Regions from separate parts of the Homo sapiens genome. Here region 2 is linked to region 1. Evidence: chromatin contacts called from ENCODE Hi-C data. All regions are on one chromosome and are shown on one strand. The core of a region is the stretch at or near the end of the contact, and the rest is flanking DNA. Distances in the headings are between cores, read along the strand shown.

Region 1 (2,917 bases), core at 258-2,757:
TCTCTAATTGTGTGAATATGGGTAAATTACTTAACCTGTTGTTATGGTTTGGCTCTGTCTCCACCCAAATCTCATCTCAAATTCTAATCCCCGCATGGGTGGTTCAGTGGCAGAATTCTCAAATTGTAATCCCCATAATCCCCACGTGTTGAGGGAAGAACGTCATGGGAGGTGATTAGATCATGGGGGCATTCTTCCCCCATGCTGTTCTCGTGATAGTGAATGAGTTCTCAAGAGATTTGATGGTTTTATAAGGCAGTTTGCCCTGCTCTTGCTCACTCTCTCTCACCTGCTGCCATGTAAGACATGCCTCCTTCCCCTTCCGCCATGATTTTCAGTTTCCTGAGGCCTCCCTAGCCATGCAGAACTGTGAGTCAATTAAACCTCTTTCCTTTACAAGTTACCCAGTCACAGGTATTTCTTTATAGCAGTGTGAAAACAGACTAATACACCTCTCTAAGCCACAGTTTGCCCAATCGTAAAACAGGAATAATATCACCTTCCTAGTTTTCAGGGCTTTTACCAGGCAGTAAAGGTCAAATGGCCCAAATCTAATCCTGGCTCCATTGCATATCAGCCGTGTGACCTTGGGCTAGTTATACTGCTTGGTGCCTCTGTCTTCTCATCTGTAAAATGCAGATAAATCTTACATCTTCCGTGTTGGGAGCTCAGTTCAGAGTCCAATAAATGATAACTAATGATATTATTAAATAAGGTCACCTCAATAAAGTGCCCAGCCCTGTTAGGTCCTGCCCTATGTGACATATTCTTACAACTTTTTTAATCTATTAAAGGCTCACTTCACAGTAATGAATTATCTCCCCATTAGTAGTAAATCAGAGGAGAAATGGGGATTTTGTCACATTGTAAAGATGCTTGACCCATCCACACCTCAGTCACAGTTGAAAAGTTCTCAGAATTGGGGGTGAGAGCATAGCTAAAACAATCTAATCAGAGAGTCTGGAAATACAAGGATAAAATTTTCAACTCAGTTCCACTATGAATGTTAGCATGCAACCAACTTTTCAATTTTTGTAGGGCTTCCATTCTGCCGTTGACCAATTCAGAGTATGGTAAAGGTAAGGGATTCACGCATCTCTCTAAGGCGCAGGACATCTGAGTCATCTGCTTCTGCTGTGAAATCTGAATGCCCCTGGAATTTCTCACAAAAATCCCATATTCTCAGCTCCATTATTATTCTGGCTTCTGGCAACCAACAGCAGGAACACGTGGACCCTTGGAGAAGCTTCAGGAATTGTTACCACCAAAGCTCACGTGGGTATGCCTCCCAACTGTTACCACCAAAGCCAGCTAGGATTTTTCTTTCCTTTCCAAACAGTCATCCTCTTTCAGGAAGTAGTTTTTCAAAAATATGCAATCCTTCTGAACAACTGCAAAGTAAAATACACTTAAACATACCAACCTTGTAAAACAGGACCTGGGTGTGGGCAGGTGGAAAAGTGTCATTGTGGGTGTATACGTCTTTCTCAGGATGCACATATCCTGTGTTATTAGTCATGCTGAGGAACTTATATTTAGTCAAAGGAACCTAAATTTAGCCCACAATCTTCTAAAGTGAAATGTTTCTTTCCTCCTACAACATTCAAGCTAACTCACAGGAAACTTTTCATAATGTGTGGCAATATTTATGCTACAAAAATGCCCCCTTGTCTGCTTTCCCATTCATTTTTTTCAGCCAATATTCCCATGCATAGCATTTTGCAGGCTATTGCTCCACTTCTCAGAAACCTTAGCATTCCCTGCTGCAAGTCAAAAATCTCACCAATGGATTTCAACATCTCTTATCTCCTGTCATCTCTCACCAAAGGCCCTGTTCATTCCTTCCTTCCAACAAAGCCAAGCTATATATATTGGATCTGACCCTTAGGACTTAGCTCCCAGCACCTCCAGGTTTGCAGTTCCCCTACTCCCTTACTCCCCACCCTTCTAAGTTCAATCAACAGCCCCTGTCTTCAACATTGAATAACAAGCTAGCTCTGTTGTACACCATGTAGTATCTGCTTATGGATAAACACTCTACTTGGTGTATTACTATTTCCAATCATTTGCACTGTTCATAAAAGCTATATCACTTCGAATAAGAATTGACTTTTTTTTTTTTTTTTTTGAGACAGGGCTTTGCTCTCTCACCCAGGCTGGAGTGCAGTGGCACAATCTTAGCTTACTACAGCCTTGAATTCCTGGGCTCAAGCATTCTTCCCTCTCCAACTTCCTGAGTAGCTGGGACTACAGATGTACACTGCCAGGCCCAGAATTGACCTTTAATGCCCTGCTTTCATGATAAGCACATGGCAAGCCTTAGTAATTTCACCTGAAAATATACAGGTTCCAAGGCATAGACAATCATAAAGACTGCATTTAATCAGTTCAAGGGTTGGTACTGGTACAAACTCCAGTTTCATCTAATATCCTCATAAACACATATTAACTGTCAGTAACATGCTCATTACCCCGGGAGTCTAGACAGTGAAGTACTCAAAGATTTGGGCATGAGTGGACCCATGAGGCCACGTAATAGTCAATGCCACTCCAAGCACCTGAATTAAGATGGATCAAGAGGCTGGAGCTAAATAAAACTGCCTTCTTGAATCTTGCTCTAGCAATCCTTACATACACTGGGGTTCTTAATGGTTTTTTCTGCCTACATCTCTTGAGCAGTCTGTTGAAACCTATGGACCATTCTGAGAATAATGTTTATAAGTACATAAAATAAGAAACATAGGCTTACAAAGAAAAACAGGTATTTCAAAACACAGCACAACTTTTTTTACTGTGTGAAATATATATATGTGCTATTTGATTAATTCATTAAATACCAAGCCCTAACTTTGAGTCTGACAACTACTATAATTTTGAAGTAGTGATACGTGTACATAACATTTCAAGATACCTGCAA
Region 2 (3,323 bases), core at 209-2,708, 470 kb before region 1:
GGACATTTATTGAAAAATATGGAATGCTTCATGAATTTGTGTGTCATCCTTGCACAGGGATCATGCTAGTCTTCTCTGTATCATTCCAATTTTAGTATATATGCTGCTGAAGTGAGCATGGTATGGATTTTTCAAAGTGTATAATGAGTCACTATTAATTTTTATATTGAAGACAATATCATTATCATGCTCAAGATCATTTGTAGGGCTTTTATCCAGAGATGTGATGAAACAATGCTCCAAACTCTAGGACTCCTTATGCAGTGATAGGAGAAAAACAATGACCAAACACTTATGAAACATAGGTAGTTAGATTTCTTTGAATAAAATTACCATTTTTTAAATGTGAAACATGTCTTTAAGACTCCTGCATGTTAAGGTCAGCAGTGATTAATTTAGAAACTGTGAATGTTAATTGAAGGCACAGTTTCTTCTGGAACCTTTTAAACGTTTGACTCATGCTGGTTAATTAGAAGGGCAAAAATCACTCCATTGTGTAAATATAGGGAGAGCTTCTTTTCCCCACTAATGTGAATACATATTTGTTGGGTTGTATGAAAGGAGAGGAAGTAATTAGCCAGGTGAAATGGGTAAGGTGACAATGACTTTGAGATTTCAAATTATTTCCAATCTTAGGTTTTACTGAGCTGTGCCAGTATACCTGGTCCTAATCCAATAGAGAGTTAAAAACCAATGTTCTAATGCTTTAATAAGGTTGGAATTATACACCATGGTTTTGTATCCGTAGATAGGTAGCCAAAGCATTCTAAGATTTCCTCCTGCCATAATTTTTAATCTAACTAGTAAATTATATAATCTACAAAAGACTGCAATGGCCAAGTCTTGGAAGTATCAGTTACTCAGATGAAGCCATTTCTTTGTATTTATTGTTGGTTTGACCAAACCTAAAATTGAAGAATTTTTCGGAATTGTCCTTGCTTCTCTTTCAGATAGCCTTTATAAAATGGAAGACATTTATAGAGCATCTAAGATTTGGGATAAAGTTTTCACACCTTCTCCAAATCTTTCTCATGAGGTAGGTGCAACCTAAATAATCAAAGGGAAATAATATCAGGTTGAGAAATGTATAACATTAAATTATTACAGTGTTTGTGTATAAAGTGAGATACACTCACATAAGAGTTGTTACGCTTACATGGCAGACCCCTGGGGCCCTTCCTAGGAAAATTCACGGCAAATCACGGTAGTTCAGTATCCCTCCTCATCACTACCATCCTAAAGAGGTAAAATCTATTAAAATCAGCACTGAGGGCAATAGTGGCAGAGAGAAGGCTGAAAGAGATCATGGCTGTAATGCTATGGTAGTGGAGATCAGGGTGTGGTTATGAATTGATGAATTGTGTCTTCTTGCATCAGTGCTTTCTTCGTTCCTCTTTTCTCTTCTGTACACTCCCATCCTGAGTCACTGGAAGTCTTTGAATGCCTGGTTTCCGGAGGAGAAAATCATCTCATAGTGTCTCGATTTGTCATAACTAGACATAATGACTAAGAACCAATTTCAGTTTTCTAGCTTTTGTTTTTTGTTTGTTTTAATTCACAGTTATGTAGATATAGCCATTGAGTAGAAGTTATAGAGTCAACCCACTTCTATTTTGGATGTGTTTCCTCCTGATAAGTTGAGCATGAAATCTAAATCTCATGAATTTTGAGTAAGTTATTTTGAAGTCTATATACTGTTTAGAGTTTTGACCAAAATAGTTTGTTACAGTATGCTTTGTTTTACTTATTTAAGAGACTATATGGCCAAAATATAAATATACCTAAAACTATAATTTCTAAGTGCACCCATTAGGAAAAAAAGCATTTATCAAATATTTTCACATATATTTTAAAATCTCACTTGATACTAGAATAAAATTCCATGTATTTTATTCCCTCAATATGTCATTAAAGCAGAACATGCTGTGAGGAGGAAATAAAAAGAGTTAAGCACGTTTTCATTGTGGAGTTCCACTCTCTATGTATAGAACTCTATATGACGGTCATGGAAATTAAAATGAATTTGATGTTAGCAGTAATTAATTTGCTTATTCTAATAATATAATGAATTAACAGATTTTTGTTCTTATATCAAGTGGGAAATGATTTTATCGTTATGTAAATATAACAAAATGTAAAAATTTTAAGGAAGGACTGCATTTAATAATGATTTAGATAAAACAAGGGGGGTTTTTATTTGGTTTTGGGGGTAAAGATTTTTTTGTTTTGGGGTGTTTTTTGGTTTTTTTTTAGCATTTTAGGTTTGGGGGTACATGTGAAGGTTTGTTACATAGGAAAACTCATGTCATGGGGGTTTGTTATACAAATTATTTTATCACCCAGGGGTTAAGCCCAGTACCCGATAGTTACCTCTTCTGCTCCTCTCCCTCCTCCCTCCCTCCACTCTCAAGTAGACCCCCAGTGTCTGTTGTTTCCTTCTTTGTGTTCATAAGCTCTCATCATTTAGCTTCCACTTATAAGTGAGAACACGTAGTATTTGGTTTTCTTTTCCTGTATTAGTTTGCTGAGGATAATAGCATTCAGCTCCATCCATGTTCCTGCAAAAGACATGATCTCGTTCTTTTCTATGGCTGCACTGTTTGCTTTTTAATGTGGAAGGAAACTATTTTTTTGCCTGTCGAGTTCTGTTACATAGGTTCACAGGCTAAACACATCACCATCACAGTGAGTTGTGTACAAGCTGTGAGTAAAGGAAGGCACCAAATCTCTGTTCAATGTTCCTATTCCTCCCATGAGTTAGAGATGGAGGCATAAGAGTAGTCCTTGAGTAACGGAGAGGTTATGCTCCTCCGTTACTCCATCTAGGAGACCTTATGCTCTGAGAACCATACCACATTCATGTCTAGCCATCTATATATCTAGATTTTTAATGAATCATCTATGTGAGCAATAAGATAGAGGGCTGTAGTAAAGGATTCTTTCAGTCAATGTGAATAATTACACTGAAAGTATTTGCTTTGTCAAACATATTATTAATATATCATAAAAAGTTTTGGGCTAGGCACGGTGTCTCATGCCTGCAATCCTAGCACTATGGGAGGCCGAGGCGGGTGGATCACCTGAGGTCAGGTGTTCGAGACCAGCCTGGCCAACATGGTGAAACCCTGTCTCTACTAAAAACAAAAATTAGCCATGCGTGGTGGTGGGTGCTTGTAATCCCAGCTACTCGGGAGGCTGAGGCAGGATAATCTCTTGAACCCAGGAGGTGGAGGTTGCAGTGCACCGAGATCGCACCATTGCACTCCAGCCTGGGTGACAAGAGTGAAACTTCATCTCCAAAAAAAAAAGTTTTTGATAACATA

The links. A loop is a pair of places that touch in the nucleus more often than their neighbours do. Pooled maps may share reads with other maps.
Region 2: a map with no recorded cell type shows a loop between it and region 1 (13-fold over the local background). The contact joins two enhancer-like sites. A Hi-C loop is called at or near these places in 11 of 37 single-sample maps with no recorded cell type and 5 of 50 pooled maps.

Annotation. Positions count from the first base shown.
Region 1 is chrX:22,059,366-22,062,282 of GRCh38, reverse strand. All of the region lies in intron 3 of PHEX (phosphate regulating endopeptidase X-linked), which reads right to left. Among named protein-coding and RNA genes, the nearest start is that of PHEX, 28 kb to the right of the region's middle. Within about 2 kb of position 1,507, at least 2 of the 41 ENCODE cell types and tissues checked have a DNase peak (open chromatin) inside an H3K27ac peak, as active enhancers do.
Region 2 is chrX:22,524,631-22,527,953 of GRCh38, reverse strand. All of the region lies in intron 4 of PTCHD1-AS (PTCHD1 and PHEX antisense RNA), which reads left to right. It also overlaps the pseudogene RNU6-266P. Among named protein-coding and RNA genes, the nearest start is that of CBLL2, 250 kb to the right of the region's middle. RefSeq lists enhancers at 1,498-1,627, 556-1,755. Within about 2 kb of position 1,458, at least 3 of the 41 ENCODE cell types and tissues checked have a DNase peak (open chromatin) inside an H3K27ac peak, as active enhancers do.